Linked DNA regions of Homo sapiens: region 2 is linked to region 1. Evidence: chromatin loops called from intact Hi-C (ENCODE). Cell type or tissue: dorsolateral prefrontal cortex. All regions are shown on one strand. Links, peaks and the distances in the headings refer to the core of each region. The heading gives the core; the rest is flanking DNA. Region 1 has its middle 60 kb from the start of SC5D. Region 2 overlaps MIR100HG (mir-100-let-7a-2-mir-125b-1 cluster host gene).

Region 1 (8,814 bases), core at 1,666-6,665:
CATATTCCAAGATAATAGATGCTCACTATCAAAAGTACATTTGCTTTTAGGCTGTTTATCTACCAGTGGTGCTGATCCATACCCTCTTCTCCACCTTGTGAAAACAGATAAGAAGATAAACTCTTGCTTCGGGACTGAGCAAAATTAATTTATCTAGAGGGGAAATGAACCTAACACCTGGTTCCAATGAACAGATTATATCGGGTACTAACTCATACAACTGAGAAAGGTTAGCATTCTCTGTGGCAAGTTTAGAAACTATCTCAAGCTGGCTTAAGAAAAAAAGGAATTATTAAAAAAAAATAGATTGTGTCCACAGCCAAAGGCCAGAAGAAGGGGACTGGAAACAGAAGCTGGAAAGCCGGTGTGTTTGTTCTCCACCTTTGGCTCTGCTCCTCTCTCTGTAAATGATTTATTTTTTTCTATCTGAAGACCAGCTTTCTTGGTGCATCAATTACTTGGTGGAAATGGTTTCCATGTTAACATGTTAAGGTCCAGCCATTAACCTTGTCTCAGTGCCAATTCCTAATTCCTAGGAAGGGACTGTGGTCCAGCTTCAGCCGAGAGCTCAGCTCTGCACCAGTAGGTGTAGTGAGGTGGGGTGAGGAAGGAGTGGGCACAGCACAAGGCTGGCACATAGCTGCCAAGAGTCGCCTCCATAATTGTAAATGGCAGTGTCAAGGAAAATGGGCTAGCTGGACAAATAAACCTAAAGGTATCTTTGACCATGATGCTCTAATAAGTTTCTCTATTAGAAATGAGCCACGCATGTGCAATAGTAATGTCAAGAGAAGAATGAAAATAGACCTATTAAATAATTGATCTTTTCTGGTTCTCTATAGGATTCATAGACGGACTTAGGGACAAATCCTAATGACTGGCCCCACCCTGGACTTGGGATTGCTCCTCTCCCGCTGCTCTCTCCCTCAGGATAAGTTCTCCGGCAGGACACCCCTCAGTCCTTTAAGCAAATAGGCTGCTATTAACACCAATAAGCCATAGTGCAAAGGGAGTGAAGATCGTGTAGACCAGGGGTCCCAACCCCCAGGCCATAGACAAATACGCATCTGTGGCCTGTTAGGAACGGGGCTGCACAGCAGGAAGTGAGCGGTGCATGAACGAGCATTTCCACCTGAGCCCCGCCTCTTGTCAGATCAGCAGCAGCATTAGATTCTCATAGGAGCGTGAACCCTATGGTGAACTGCACATGCGAGGAATCTAGGTTGCACGCTCCTTATGAGAATCTAACTATTGCCTGATGATCTGAGGTGGAGCAGTTTCATCCTGAAACCATCCCCCGTCGCATCCGTGGAAAAACTGTCTTCCATGAAACTGGCCTCTAGTGCTAAAAAGGTTGGGGACTACTGATGTAGACCACTGAGTGGGGCCCTATAATTGGAGTTGAAGAAGGAGGAGTTGGGTTAAAGGTAGGAAATGGATCTTGGAACTCAGAGGATAATTTCTAAAGAGGATGGGTTAATTGCCAGATGCATCCTCCCCACTTCATTCTAGAGAATACAGTGTTGGGTGTAAGAAACACAAGTTATTGTATAGAATGATGTGGGGTCAAATCCTGACCCCACATTAACATTAAGGCTTGGGCAAGTTACTTAACCTTTCTAAAGCACAGTTTACCCATCTGAGATGTGGTCACACTAGTTAGTACCTTCCTCATGGAGCTGTCAAGAATTGAATGAGATCATCCATGACAAGTGCCCAGCACAGTGTCTGGCTCAATATTCATCAGCAGCTGTGGGCGTTACAGCCAGGTTTGACATATCACCTCTTACTGGCTTCTCTGGAGCCCTACCACTATTTTTTTCTATGACTTTATTTTCTGTAGCACAGAAGATATTATTCCATAAAAGAAATCCTCAGATCTCAGGTACAGTTCTGTTTTAATAGAAGGTGCTCCCCCTGGCCCCTAACATTAGGGTTAGGAGGAAAACCACCAGCCCATAAGTTAGCTTTCCCATAAAGCTGTAAATACCATGGAGTCTTACAGTCTGTGACTTTGGCTTCTCTACAGCTGAGCTGGGTATACAGGATTAGGGAAGAAGTTTAGGATGCTTTGGAGAGAAAACAGAGGAAAGCAAAATATTATTAGCACTCTAGTAAATCAATCACAGATGGCCTTCAGAAATTAACCCAAAAGCAGAATGCTCATTTTCAGAGAGTGCCTGCCTTCTTGAAATAATCTGGAAAAGTCCCAAGAACATCTCTCATGTAAAAGTGATTCAATATTCACTGCTTCAGCTGGAAATGTACAAAACAAAAACAAAAAAAGTCTTTGTTCTTTCCATCTTTGCTGCTCCCATTTTCTCTGACAATTGTAGATAGGGAAATAGCACATAATGACTCCATTGGATGTGGACGAGGGGATCCATTTCCCATCCTGGGAAAGGGGCTGGTCCCCTAGGAGCTGAGCTTCTGTGCAGGAAGCTGCAGCAGGTAGGATTTGTCTCCCTGGGTCCAGGATGTGACTGTCACCCAGAGGGCACCTGAACTGCCCCAACTCTGCTTCCTCCTGTAGCCAGTGGTCTTTTTCCACTGAAGAGTTGTTTATTGCGTAATTAATGAAAGGTAATGGCCCTTGCAGATACTTTACCAGGGAGTTCAAAATTTAAACTCATGCTGCTGATTAAGATGGACTCTCCTCCTCCACTCTTAATTACCCAGCTCTGTAAAACACTTTTAACACTCACGGGGCCTCCAAGAGTATCCTGGGTTGTTAATCTTGGCATCAGCAGACTCTACTCTCAACCAACATCCCTACAAAAATGCCACAAAAGGGCCTACCCAGGGGGAAGGGAAGCAGGCATTAATTTTTCCCTTTCTCCCTGTTACCTACTTTCTCCTAGGAGGAGAAGCTCAGGCAACAATTCCTGGTTGGCTGGCCAGAGCCCCAAGCTTTGCTTCTGCTCTGAACTTCCAGCACATGGTTAAAAATCATAGCTAATGCTTCACGGAAATAAATATTTCAAAACCACGTGCTTTCTGGCCTGCCAGATGGCTGCCTTTCACACTTCCAACTGTGTCAGACTCCAAGAAACTCAGTGACTCAAATTTTGTGGTGGGTTTTATGATCCTAGAATAGGGGTTGGCGTGGTGGATAGGTAATAGAAGGAGGGTTTTTCTAAATTAAAAGAAAAATTAATGGAGTGAGTCCTACCTGCTTTGCTCGAGTAGCATAGCCTAGTCATATGAATACTGTTCACAGGTAATTTGGCAGCAAAAATCCCAGTTAGTCAACATAGTCAGCAAAGTTCTGCTCATCTTTTATTTACCTCGCCCCCACTGCCTCCGCCCCCACCTCCAATCCAGCTTAGTCACCCCGTCTTCTCTTGCTCCCTGCATGGACAGACTCGGACAACACATCCTCTGGATGGGTCAACACACTTAGAGAAGTGCGTGCATGTTAGATACAGACGCACAAAAACCCCAAGTAGGACTGAGAGGCAGAGTCCTCTGAATCCTTTTACATTTTCTGTCTTGATTTCTCACAGGTCCATCCCGACTGTTTTTCAGGTGTTGCAGACGCATCAGGATAGTAGGTCACTTAAGTCTCTTGTTGCCTGATGTGTATTATTATTATCATTAGTAGTAGTATTCTTATTATATAAGTTCTCTCTCTATATATATACTCATTAAAGAAAAATTAGAAGGTAACAATAAAGAAGCCAAAATTCAAAACATACATATTCACACAAACCACCCTGAATCATATAGCACAGAGAAAACCACTACTAACATTTTAGCATCATTCTCTCATGCTTGCTTTGTATATAACTACATAGACACATATATGTATTCATAATATATTTCATGACACCAGGTTCATGCTCTATGTACTGTTTTCAAACTTGCTTTTTTCATTTAACAATGTATTGTGGGCCTCTTTCCAAGAATGTACAAGCCCTTCTGCACTCGTGTGTGTGCACACACACAGCATCAGGATCACTTGCAAACAGAAGGAGTTTCTTCCCCCAAAGATGCCCGCATATGTCAAAAAGCTTGGTGTCATGGGTGAGCATAACTAACGAATAAGAGCACAAGGATGTCAGTGTGCCCTGACGCTGGCAGATGCTCCCAGTCTCAGCTCGGATCTGCTCTGGTTATAAGGGTGGGTTAGGAGGGGGAGGCTGGTGACCCCAGTACAGGCGGCATGAAAAGAGGCTGAGCTCAGGCACTCTGTGTGTGTATGAGGACAGGGGAGATTGACACAAAAGCTCTGGGAGTGATTCCAAAGCAGAGGTCCTCGTTCTCACCTATACTTAGACAAGGCCTAATGTCCAACATCAAAACATAAATCAACACAGCTGTGGATGCTGCCTCCCTTCCTAATTAGCATGAGAAATGTCATGTCCTTGGCAGCTCCCACTGCCTCTCTCTCAGTCCATAAAGCCAGTTGAGAGAGTTTTAGCAGCTGGGAGCCTCTTGTAGCCCTGCCAACCAGCCTTTCCCCAAACCCGAGGGAGCTGCCACCATCACTGCATTCTCTGCCAATAAGCCTGGCAAGAAAGCTGCTCTTCAGAAATTACTGCTTCTTAACAACCTTCTCCAGGACAACTCCTCACCTGACAGGCAACCCGAACCACAAAGGCCCTCTTGGTCTTCAGTACACCAAGTCCTCTAAAGCTCTAGCAACCAGCAGTAGCCTTTGCACAGAAACTGTAACATAAATGAGCTACACAAGTATCCTACACACAGAATATGAATTGCTCCACACAGAACATATGATACAAACATGAAGAAAGCGAATATCCTTCAATCTTGCATGTACTCATCAAGCATATTTATCAGTACCCTGGCACTGACAGCGAATGGGGCTCACTGCAATTAACTCGACCCTGGATTGGTGATTGAGACAGCTGTCAGTCCTGAGGAAGGGGCTGCTAGTTTCCCTCCACGTCTCATTCTCATTTAACCACCATCTCCCTCCTTCCATTCCTTTCACCCAACCCGTGACCAATCTCAGTGCAAATTATGCACCCTTACCGAACACTACATTGCAGGCCATTTGAGCACTCACAGCTGGACTCACCATCTGCATCTACCCACTCCAGTGGCTCAAACCTACTTACCTTCTAGGCTTTTTTTTTTTTTTTTTTTTTTTTTGAGACAGTGTCTCACTCTATCACCCAGGCTGGAGGGCACTGGTACAATCTTGGATCACTGTAACCTCTGCCTCCTGGGTTCAAGCAGTTCTCCTGCCTCAGCCTCCAGGGTAGCTGGAATTACAGGCACATGCCACCATGCCAGGCTAATTTTTGTATTTTTAGTAGAGGCAGGGTTTTGCCATGTTGGCCAGGCTGGTCTCGAACTCTTGACCTCAGGTGATCCACCCACCTCAGCCTCCCAAAGTGCTGGGAGTACAGGCATGAGCCACGGTGCTGGGCCAGTTTTTTAAATTTCAATTAAATACACTGCCCCAAACGTATTCATCCAAGTAAGAGCCCTAAGATTTTGCAAAAGGCCCTCTGCTCCTATCTTTCCTATTTCGATTCTATTGCAAACTCTGATTCATTCTAACTCTTTAAAATTTGTTTTTAAAAAAGTCAATGGATCTATGTTGTCCTTCTCAAGCCCAATTCTTCATTAGTTTCTACCCAAGTGAAGTTAACTTTGGCAGATCTAGTTGTATCTGTCCTACACACTTGCTATTCCTTCTTTTGGTAACTGCACCAGTTTATCTTTTAGGGAAGTGCCCTTCCTCCATTTCCTGAGGAAACTGATGGTCAAGATACACCTGCTGCCCCAGTCCACAGGAGTGGCCACATAACCATGGCCTGGACAATCATAGTGCCCAAAACTCTTGTCCATTGGGAGACATGTTCTACACAGAGCCCATCAGAGTGCTCCCATGAAATTTGATATAAGGATTCTGGGAAAAAGAGGGTCTCTTTTACTTCCGAACCAAAAGTTATATAGCTCTTGTTATTAAAAATATAGACTTGAGGTTTCCAGCAACCATCCTTCCTGCCATTGGACATAATCTGTCTGTGGTATTAGAGAACATAACACATAAAGAAAAGAGAAAACTAGCAGAGTCAAGAAATGGAGAGACACTTGATGTCCTTGTTTGAGCTCCTGGATCCAGCTGTGCCTGAAGCCTTTGCACTCTATTATGTGACTGTGTCTCTCTCCCCAGAAATTTAGCTTAGCTAGTTTAAGTTGGTTTTTGTGTGTGTGTGAATTGTAACTGGAATATTGACAAATACCCCTCTAGATGGTTTTCTTGCTTCTAGTCTCACCCTGCTTTCTTCAGTCTGTCTCCCTGACAGAGTAAACTTCATAAAATACATCATGATTTATAAAATATATATATAGATAACATGCAAACAAGAGTGTTATTTCCTTGTTTAAGAAGCATCAGTGACTCCACATGACCTACAGGATTAAGTCCAAACTCCTTATCATGACATGTTAGGCTCCTGTGCTCTAGTGGCTATTTCTCCATTCTCACTTTTAATCATTACCTCTCTTGTCCTCTTCATGCTCCTAAACACTGTCACCATCTCATCCTCTAGCTTCGCAAACATTCTTGTCATTTCTTTAGCTTGACTTGCTGTTTCCATATTGTTTTTCCCTCATCATTGTTTTTTGTCTGCCAGGTGAACTCATAACCATCCTTTGGACCCCAGCTCAAGAGATGCTGACTTCTTCAGGTAGAGTTGGTGAATCTCTCCTTTGTGCCCCACTATATCCTATACAGACCTTTATTGTAGTATATGTGATGGCTTATTTACATGACAATCTCAACCACTGGACAAAAGCTTATTTGGGGTCAAAGCTCACATCTTGACTTTGAGCTCCCAGCACTTAGCACAGTGCCTAATATAGTAGGCACACAGTAAATATTTGATAAATGAGTGATTGAGCAAATGAGTTAATAAAAGCCCTAAAGAGTATACCCTGAGGATAGCATGGCTCAGAGAGGTTATGCCAACAATCACATTTAAACACATCTAGGACAAGCAGGCTTGACTAGTTACCTGTTTATCTCTCTCCATCCTCATTTCTATCTCCATCTTATCACTGTGCTGTTCCAAACTGGAAGACATGGATAACTGATGAAGTAAAATTCAAGTTTTTCTCCCTGTGATATTGTGAAATATATATTTGGTCTTCATCCCCATTTCCTGGCATACAACTCCTAAATACTCCTAATCTCTAAGGTGATTTTTTTGTATGCTAATAAGTTGACTGACGGCTGTCAGCCCCTATGTGTCTTCAGGATGGGATTGGTCACAGGAAAGACCAAGACATGATTAGAGGGTTGGGACTTCGAGCTCCATCCCCGAACCTCGGGGGAGGGGAGAGGGGCTGAAAGTTAAGTTGATAACCAATGGCCAATGATTTACTCAATCATAATGATGTCTCCATAAAAACACAAAGAATGGGGTTCAGAGGGCTTCCAGATCGCTAAACACTTGGAGGTTCCTGAAGGGTTGCGCCCCCAGGGAGGGCATGGAAGCTCCAGGCCCCTTCCCACATGCCTTCTCCTGTGCTTTTCTTCCATCTCTTCATCTGTTTCCTTTGTAATATCCTTTATAATAAGCCAATTTATTATAAGTGTAAGTAAAGTGTTTCCCTGAGTTCTGTGAGCTGCTCTAGCAAATTAGTCAAACCTGAGAAGGGGATAGTAGAAACCCCAATTTATAGCCTGTGAGGTTGGAAATATAGGTGACAATCTATTACTTGTAATTATAAGTGGAGACAGGCTTGTGGGACTGAGCCCTCAGCCTGTGGGACCTGATGCTATCTCCAGCTAGGTAGTATAAGAGTTGAATTGAATTAGAGGATATCCAGCTGGCATTGGTTGCAGAATCGATTGCTTGCTTGGTGTGTGGGGAAAACCCCCACACATTTGGTGTCAGAAGTGTGTTGTGAGAGTGTAGTGGAAGAAACTGTTTGCTTTTGCTGTATCCTCAGACTCCCAGATACTCCAAACATTTTAGAAAAAGTTACTTATTTGGCCTTTCCTCATTCAACATCATTCTCAGTAGGGAAGAATGGCACAGAGACATTCGGGGTTCACTAACTCTTGGCTCCATGAAGACCAAGACCCTGCATGTCTTCTTCATGATGATGTTCCCAGGTACTTAGAGGACATCTACTAAATATTTACTACATGACTGACTGGTCACATGTCCAAGTCAGAGCAGCAACAAAGGACGTCAGCTCTTTGGCTGTTTCAATGTGTCATCTTCCCCTGCCCAGACACATTATTCTATTTTTTGAAACCTGTTGACATCTATTGACTCCTCTTGGCATAAGACTTCCATTTCTCAAGCACAGTTAGAAATGTGAGGCTGAGTTCTCAGCCTCTGACTTCAGCCTGCCTTATCAGCCCTATCAGAATCTTGTGGGTCAGGCTACACGCCATGCCATGCGTGAGATCTGACATTCTTTACCCTCCTCAACCCTTCAACCCCCCCTTTTTTTTTTTTTTTTTAAGAGAAGATCTTGCTCTGTCACCCAGGCTGGAGTGCAGTGGCTGTGATCTCGGCTCACTGCAGCCTTGACCTCCCAGGCTCAAGTGAGCCTCCACCTCAGCCTCCCAAGTAGCTGAGACCACAGGGGCACAACATCATGCCTGGCCAATATTTTTATTTTTTGTAGAGATGGGGTCTCACTACGTCTCCCAGGCTGGTCCCAGACTCCTGGGCTCAAGCGATCCTCCTGCCATGGCCTCCCAGTGTTGGAATTACAGGTATGAGCCACTGCACCCGGCCCTCTTTACCTTTCTGGGTGACAACAGCTAAAGATGGATCTAATAAAGAGGCAGCTGGCATTCTGGTCAGTCTGACA
Region 2 (8,814 bases), core at 1,893-6,892, 970 kb after region 1:
TAAGTGTGACAAAATTGTTTATATATTCAAAACTGTTTTGGGGCCGCCACCTATTCCATTCAGATGTTTGTATTTAAATTCTTTCTAGTAAATGAAACCATCAAAACTTATTTCTATTTTGTCAACACTAGGACTATCAGTGTGAGAGACAATAATATCCTATTGTTTAAGGATTGGGCCAAGTTGTATTGCTGATTATGGATGTGATAAGACAACTGCAAAAACTTGCTGGGTCTCAGGAATGGCCTTAGTGGCAAAGGGGCTGAAATTTAATTCAGAAGAGTTGAGATTAGGACAGGAGATTCCACCTTAAAGCAACCAGAGAAGCTAGAAGTCAAAGGGGTTAATCAAATAAAAATCTGCAGAAGAAAGCCAAGGCCCAGATACTGACAAGAGCACTATAAATTAAAGTTTGAAGAGATCAGACCAAACTTGAGCTCATCTTCACAGAACCAGGTGACAACAGGAGCCAAGGCATCTCAAAGAGGGAAAGATAGAATATGGGGTGGGGAGGAGCAGGGATTCAGGCTCATCTTCTTGGCTAGCATGGGGACAATGCATGGATGGAGAGAGTGAGTCCAGGGCAAGGAGCACCAATTTATTTGGGCATCTTGTTTGCAGAAACTTAACACCAGTTTATATTTCCTCAACATAATGGTGAATTTATTACAGAAAGCTGACTTGGATAATTTAAATGCCTCCCCACCTTTTTTTTTTTTTTTTTTTTGATTGGTACAAAGACAGAGTTTTGACTGAAATAAGCAGAGGGAGATACCTGTCTCAGTTCACCTTCTTTGGCAGTGCCAGAAACTGATTCAAATGGAAAGAATGAAAACTGAAGCAGCTCATTTACCAGGAGTGTGCTAGGTATTGAAAATAAGAGAGTTTTCAATTCTGAAAAGCAGGTCAATTTAACTAAACAGTACTGTCAAAAGAAGATCACTTCCCCTATCTAAAATACAGTGAGGAAGGGGCTGTACCACAATGATAGAAAAACTTGCCAGTGTATACTTCCTGCTGCAGTTTTGATGAGCCACTGGCATGGCACACAGCTAACTAGTCCCACAAGGCCACCAAGCTCCACTGTCCATGCAAGGGCATTTCTGGGAGTGCATAGGGAGTAATGGGTAGTGGCTGGAAATGCAGTCTTTAGTGTAAGCTGATCAAAGCTTGAGTCTAGCAATGCCAATAACTAACCAGCTGTGTGATCTTGAGTAATTTCCCTAACCTCTCTGAGCTTCAGGGTCATCACCTGTAACATGGGCATAATAATTTTATTCACTTCATAAGGTTGTTGCAACAACTAAATAACAAAATGCATATGTACTATATGTGGGCCTGATTCATGCATAGAATTCAATTAAATATTAGACTGTGTTCAGAGGCAGTATGGTGAATGCAAGTGGTAGAACTAAACCTGGATTCAAACACCAGCTCTACTACTTGTTTATTCTATGGCTTCATCCCTCTATGCCTCCTCTAGAAAATGTCCATATTAATACAGTGACATCTATTCCATAAGACTGTTGTGAAGATTAAGTGAAATAATATGCACAGGCACTTGATAGTGCCTATCTCTGTAAAGACTGGCTGTAGTTATTGCTATCATTTTAGTATCCAGAATGTAAAGCTAAAAATCCTCAGGCCAAAAGTCAATAAGAAACTGAAAACATGAAATAAGGGAAAATTTCTTTTCCTTTGGAAATCTACTATATAAGTAAAGCTGATTTTCTGAGTTGGTTTTCCCCTCTCTAATGGAAAATCCACATTGCAATAAAATGGATTCCTGTGGCAATGCTAGAGGCATCCAGCATGTAATCACAGACAAGGCAGCACCTCTAAAACAGCTGGGATGACACTTGCAAGGCTCTGCTGAGTTCATTCAGAGGCCACAGGATGTCTTTTCTCCAGACTGTGACAGCAGGCATTCTCTCTCAATGCTTTCTTGGGAATCCTGTGGGTGATTTCAGAGCCAGCAGCCAGGAAACATCTCTGGCTATGATAAGAATCCCAAGGAGACCTTAGGTGTCCTGATTCCTAGGGCCATGCAGCTCTACCCACTCAAGATTTTAGTTTTAAATCCTTTCATCCATCCATCAAGCATTTATTTTTTAGTATCTAGGCTAGGGGCTAAGTGTGGAGTGGTGAACAAAACAAATTAGGGGCCGGGTGTGGTGGCTCATGCCTGTAATCCCAGCACTTTGGGAGGCCAAAAAGGTGGGCGGATCACTCGAGGCTAGGAGTTTGAGACCAACCTGGGCAATATGTTGAAACCCTGTCTCTACTAAAAATACAAAAATTAGCCAGGTGTAGTGGAGGATGCATGTAATCCCAGCTACTAGGAAGGAGGAGGCACAAGAATCACTCGAACCCAGGAGGCGGAGATTTCAGTGAGCCAAGATCGCACCACTTTAGTCCAGCCTGGGCGACAGAGTGAGATTCTGTCTCAAAAAGCAAAGCAAAACAAAAAACAAATTAGGTCCTTGACTCATAGAACTTACATTCTAGTGGGAGAGTCAAACATGAATCAGGTAAGTGCACAGGTTAACATATAATTGCAAATTGTGATATAAGTACTGCAACTGAAAAGAAGAGGAATGATTATGTCTATCTGTAGGGGAAGAATTCCCCAAAGAAGGGGCATTTAAGCTTATATGAAGCATGAAGCCAAGTGTGGTGACTCATGCCTGTAATTCCAGCATGTTGGGGGGCCAAGGCAGGAGGATCATTTGAGGCCAGGAGTTCAAGACCAGCCTGGCCAACAAGCGAAACCCTGTCTCTACTAAAAATACAAAAATTAGCCAGGCGTGGTGGCAAGCACCTGTAGTCCCAGGTGCTTGGGAGGCTGAGGTATGAGATTCGCTTGAACCCAGGAAGTGGAGGTTGCAGTGAGCCCACATCTCACCATTGCACTCCAGCCTGGGCAACAGAGCAATACTCTGTCTCAAATAAATAAATAAACAAATATGAAGCATGAGATATAAGGAGCGCCACCAGCTTTGAGTATAAAATCTTCATGAACATTGGCTTGGAGAAAGCTGCCACCAGGTTGAAGAAATTACCAATACTGCCCACCGGAAGTTACACGGCCACTGGTGAGCACCACGCTAGACGACCAGAGATCCCTGGGTATCTGAGCTTGCCAGTTCTTCATTAAAGGAGGCAAAGGTGAGGCAAATACCAGTTTAGTCCTGCCCACCACGAGGAAGGAAGGCAAAGTGTGTAGTCATGAATCCTTTTCTGTGGGCTTATTCCTCCTTCAGCACCTAATATGTATGTCTCATAAAAGGGGTGCTTATTGGAGAATGACTAGCACAAAGCTCTGTCAGTATAAATCACAGAAGCTTTGATCATTGCTGAAGGTGGAGGATATGGGTTATAAGGTGGGCAGGATGGTCCCTACAACCTGCATAGGAGCAGTCTCCAGGGAGAGAAAGGAATGAAATCTCAATTCCTGTATAAGCTACACAGACATTAAGATGTTTCTCCCAAGCCCTCTATTTTCTACCAGTTTAAATCCAGCACATTCCTCAGAAGCCAATTCAAGACTGGCCTCATTCCATGAAACTTCCCTACATCCCAGAGCATGTCGTCTGCCCCCACAGTATCATCCTTCCACTGCACTGTGCTGTATTGTTCTCAAGTCACTCAGTGAATTATTTTCTTGCCCACTCAATAAGATGATATACTCCTCAAGGACTAGGACTATTCCTTTAGTTCTTTTGTATTCCCCACAGTGCTGTGCTTAGTATTGTGCCCACTCTAGGCACTTAACATATCAATGCCTGTTGGGTAAATGAATGGTTTAATTAATCCATATATCTGTAAGATTTCAGTAGGTGGGGAAAATAAAAAGAAGTGGCTCTGAGTATAACAAAATTGAGCCATCCCTGGCTGGGGCTGGACAGTTATCTTTAGGAGAGTGTTTAATACTGTATATTGGTTCTTATTTAAACAGAGGGCTTAGGGTCCTATATCTGGAGATTTTCATCTGTCTAGGGTAATTGAAGGGCACCTCTGCCTGGCAATAAGCGATGGTCTAGGAAGACCTTTCAAAGCCCTTTCCATTTCTAATTCTGATTCTGTAGATTAGGATGTGTTACCATCTCAGTCCAGAGAGTACATGGTGTGAATGTTAGCCAGTCCTTACAACAGTCCCTGAACCATCTCCTGCAAAGATCTCTAGAAACTCCAGACCCCTTTGTGAGCTCTGGAATGGGAGATGCACCCCAGCCCCCACCAAATAAAAGCATATTCCAGGGGCCACCAGAGTGCAGCCATTGGTTTAGCCTCATTAATGCTGGGCTTCTATGAAAGAGTGGGGAAGAAAGAGGATTGTTGCATAAAACTATTTGTCTAAAAATGAAACAAGGAAGATTCAGCCCAGAGTGCAGTGCTGCTTTACTTCCTTCCTGTTTTAATGGAGGTACAGCATGAGGTAATCTTTTAAGAAAGTCTTAACGGGTTGGAGTAATTTTATTGTACGTTTATTATTATTCTCATTTAGAAGACTCAGCTATTTTATTCCCAGTTAGGATTAAAGGGATCCTTTCTATTTACTTCTAACAAGCTTTAATATAAAACATAGGAACATAAAACTTGCCTCTCTAAAGGCGCCAATAGCCCATCAAATCTGATGTCACTGGTTCAGAAGACACTGAAACAAAAGGCCAGTCTCTGCCAAGCCAGGCATCTCACACAGCCCAGCAGCAGCAAGGCTGCCGGACAGGAAGGTCTGAGCCTCCACGCATAAAGCATCCATCACTCCCTGGACTCACCCCAGCACAAAGGACTCGGTTTTCTCCCATTAGGCAGCACGGTATGCCCTCTTACAGACCCCTTGTCACACTCTATGACCTCCTCAGTTGGTGTGGTCTTTGTTTCCCGCTCTTATTTTAAAATAACTCAGCTGGCATAGCATTGAAGCCCAGCCAAGTTTTTAATTTAAAAGTTGCCACTCTCTTGAAAGCCTTGGGTGAGTTTGCTGCTAGGCAGGTGCCATGCTTTAAAGCTATAAGAAGGCATTGTTTTTGTAAGTATTGTCTACCTGTAGAATTGCTTGGAATTATTTTGCTCACTTTGGCTTTTCTAGTCTCACTTGGCACCTTCTCCAGTCTGTCTGGCCCCCTCAACCCTAAAACCCCAGTTGGAGTTCAGTGAAATCAATTCACCAATGAAGGAAGAAAGTATTTAGAGACACAGAGTTCCCCCACGCAGCAGTCACTGGCAGCATAAATCACAGGAAACTATAGGAAGGGGCAGCAAAAACCCAGTGAGCTTAGTGCATTATGCATTCAGCCTGGAATAATGACCTCTAATTTATTTTAGCTACGTTGCTCTTGGGGAGGGATGCCCTAATCTCACTCTGAAGATTTCAGAATATTTTTCAGTTGTTCTTCTTGCCTTTAAACCCAGGAATATGGCTTATTCTCTATCTGTGGAGTAGTTAATCTACTCAGACATTTCCCCCTACATTACCATCTGCTCTACCTTGAATTTTTTACCTCTTCACACTACCCCAGCCTTAGCCTGCTCTGCTGGCTCATTCAGAGATCTTTAATTTCTCCTCTGCCTTTATGTCTGGTTGCTTATGTTTTGGAGCAGACAATAGAGGTGATATAGGCCATTATTCATGAGTAGCTTCAAGGGTAACGTGAGAAATGCCTCATCTCCTGACCTCTTTTAGCATAAGAATTGCTGATAAAATTCTGAACTGAAAAGAAAAGTTCTTCTAAGAAAAAATATTAGAGAGCTACTCACTCTGGAGCAGCTTCCTGGAGAAAAGACCTGAGGTGGGGAGGGCATCCATAAAAATTTTTAAAAATAAAAATGTTGCACACAAAGGAAAATATTGATTATAATTGACATCACCAGTTTATTACAATCCATGACAGCATCTGGGAATGGCAATGTAAATTCAAAAGAACTAAAACATCATGACAGCCAACAGTTGAATGGGACTATCTCCAAACCTAATAGACTAGGGGTCTCTCATAGGAAGCTGAGTGGGCCCTTTTGGTTTCCCTCTCCTCACCTTCATTCCATCAGCCTCAGGTGAGCAATGGCATCGCAGAAGATACGCAGTAGGAGAAGGAAACTCAACTACCTACCAGCAGCCCCATCACTCTCTACACACTCTGGAGTTGCCAGTAAGAGAAATGTGCAGCCCCAGTGAAATGCCCAAAACTGTGGTTCTTAGAGGAACTTTATTCAACAATTACCATTTGTGTGGTAAAATCCTCTGGTCTCTGCAGACACAGACAAAACTAAGCAATTTCTCACTGCCCATTCTCCCTGTGACATCTTTTCCACAGCTGACGCTTCAACTCTCCACTTCACTGATATTGCTCATTTATATTCTCTTTGCCATCCCAAGTCTCTCTCCAGAATAGCAAATACTTCCAAGACTTTTGCCAATGGCCCCCAGAAACTAAAATTCAACATAGCTAAACAGAACTCCTCATCAGTACTTAACCCTATATGGCTGGTGTTGTTGATAGCCAACCATTCACCCAGTCACCAGAGCCAGAAACCTGGGAGTCACCCCAACTCCTTCTTTCTAAATGGCTCTCCCCTCCCAATAACCAACCCTGCCAAATATATCCAAAAGATCTCACCAATCTGAGTTGCTTTTCCAGTGCCTTTGCTGTAGTCTTAATGTGTGTCTTCAGTTTCTCTTGCCTAGATGATGGTAGCACCTAAAACCAGCTTCCAGTAATCACACTCTCCAAGCCTTTTCTACATAAACAACAAAGTGCTCTCTTTTTAAAAAAAAAATCAGCATGTCATTTTATGTTTGAAATCATGCAATGTTACTCCGTTGCTTTCAAGACAAATAAATGTTCATCCCTTTGGCGTGGCATACAGATTTCTTCACAATCTGACTCCAGCCCACTTCCTTCAACTCAACTTCTGCCAAAGCCTCAGATTCTCACTGTGCTTTAGCTATGTGGAAACACTTGCATTCCCTGGATGTTCTCTCACAATTCTTTACACTCTATGCACCATTCCCTCTATTCGTCCTGTCCTTCCTTCCTCTGGCCTTTTGTCTAGGTAATGCCAACTCATCAGTCAGAACCCAGTTCAAGGATAACTTTGCCAAACTCCCCTGGCACTTGAGTGCTTCCTTACTTGTGCACACCAAAGCACCTTGCTTTCATTATTCACCTGAAAAAAAATTGTTAAATGCTTGTACATTGTTTATTTTTTATACATCTGACTTACCCACTACGTGTGAGCTCTCCAAGTGCAAACACTATACCACTCATATTCCAGTTTCCCTCATGTCTAACACAGTGCTTAGCCCAGAGTAGGTGCCTATAAGAACATATTAAATGAAAATACTTGTCATATATAGACCCAGGGTTAAAGCCAACGTTCCATCCTTCCCTCGAAGAAATTCTCTTTCTGGTCTCCCACCCAGATCTTGGAAAACAGCACAGTGTATGACTTTGAGCATTAACCTGAGTTAGAGCACCTACGTCCTAGGCCAGGTCTGTCATCAGGAATGTGTGAGATCTGGAGCAAAGCACCAAATAAACAGCCAACATATGTTCAACATTGATTATGTGACAGATTCCCTGCTAAGCATGCTACATGCATGATCTTTTTTCCTCACAGCTACCTGAGGCGACAGATGTTAATATCATGCACATTTTACAGGTGACGAATTTAAGTAACTCAAACTCATGTTTGATGCCACCTCCCTTCATCTGGGTTATGGAGAGATCAAATGAGACTTGGTGTGTAACACAGCTCTGTAAGCTATACAGATCTACACAAACATAAGTCACCATAATTATAGAAAGCAACAAAGATTGTCTAAGTGTAATTGAAGCTTTGTGATTATAGTGAAAAATAAGATGTAAAGATTTAAGCCGGGTGCAGTGGCTCATGCTTGTGATTCCAGCACTTTGGGAGGCCGAGAGAGGCACATCACTTGACCCTAAGAGTTCAAGACCAGCCTAGGCAACATGGCGAAATTCTGTCTCTACAAAACATACACAAATTAGCTGGGCGTGGTGGCCTGCACCTGTAGTCCCAGCTACTTGGGAGGCTGATGTGGGAGGATTGCTTGAGCCGGAGAGGTTGAGGCTGAGTGAGCTGAGATGACATCACTGCACTCCAGCCTGGATGACAGAGCAACACCTTGTCTAAAATATATATATATATACTTGTTTTTAGACCTTGGCTAAAAATAAATAAAGATTTGAGACAGAGCAAGACCCTGTCTGAAAAAAAAAGATACAAAGATGTTATAAAGATATTAAGATCCATCATCTTACACAACTGAATTCAGATGACTCAGCTGAAATAAGCCCCCAAATCAGGGATATATTGTAAAATCATAGGCGTAGGAACTCAATGTGTCCAAACCCTTCTCGTTTTGCAATGGAGAAAAAGCTACACCCAGAAGCCGCACAGCTAATCTGTAGAAACCCAGGACTCCTTAGTCAAAAACCACACTATTTGCCCCAGTAGAAATAGAATATGAGGTTCAGAGAGTGGGACTGATAGAGCTGAGTGTCCAAGTCAGAGAGCGCCTGAGTGTTTCAGAGCCAACATTGAGCTCAATACATGTTCCTGACGTCTCTCCTCCCAGACGTTGTGAATGAACACATCTGTCCTTACCAGGCATCCAACTAGTACCACATCCAACAGCCCCAACATATAAAAAAACAGAAACGACATGTGTCCAGGAAATTGAGTTTAATGAAAAGCATTAGGATGTAATAGAAAGAGTAAAGACTTTTGAACCAAAAGATGTGGGTGGAAATCCTAACTCTACCACTTACTGACTCTTTGGTAATTGAG

Evidence for each region. Peaks named below come from ENCODE experiments on the same cell type or tissue, not always from the same donor. Only the 100,000 strongest peaks of a DNase experiment are listed, where the experiment ranks them.
Region 2: a loop joins it to region 1, with 6 times the contacts of the local background. A loop is called at or near these places in 1 of 110 quality-filtered maps.

Annotation. Positions count from the first base shown.
Region 1 is chr11:121,348,281-121,357,094 of GRCh38, forward strand. No RefSeq gene overlaps it. Among named protein-coding and RNA genes, the nearest start is that of SC5D, 60 kb to the left of the region's middle. In dorsolateral prefrontal cortex, for the core only: a CTCF peak has its summit at 4,317; DNase peaks (open chromatin) are centred at 4,116 and 4,441; H3K4me3 peaks cover 597 bases; H3K27ac peaks cover 2,370 bases.
Region 2 is chr11:122,315,651-122,324,464 of GRCh38, forward strand. All of the region lies in intron 1 of MIR100HG (mir-100-let-7a-2-mir-125b-1 cluster host gene), which reads right to left. Among named protein-coding and RNA genes, the nearest start is that of MIR100HG, 100 kb to the right of the region's middle. In dorsolateral prefrontal cortex, for the core only: no CTCF peak of the experiment used is centred there; a DNase peak (open chromatin) is centred at 4,701; H3K4me3 peaks cover 1,000 bases; H3K27ac peaks cover 1,888 bases.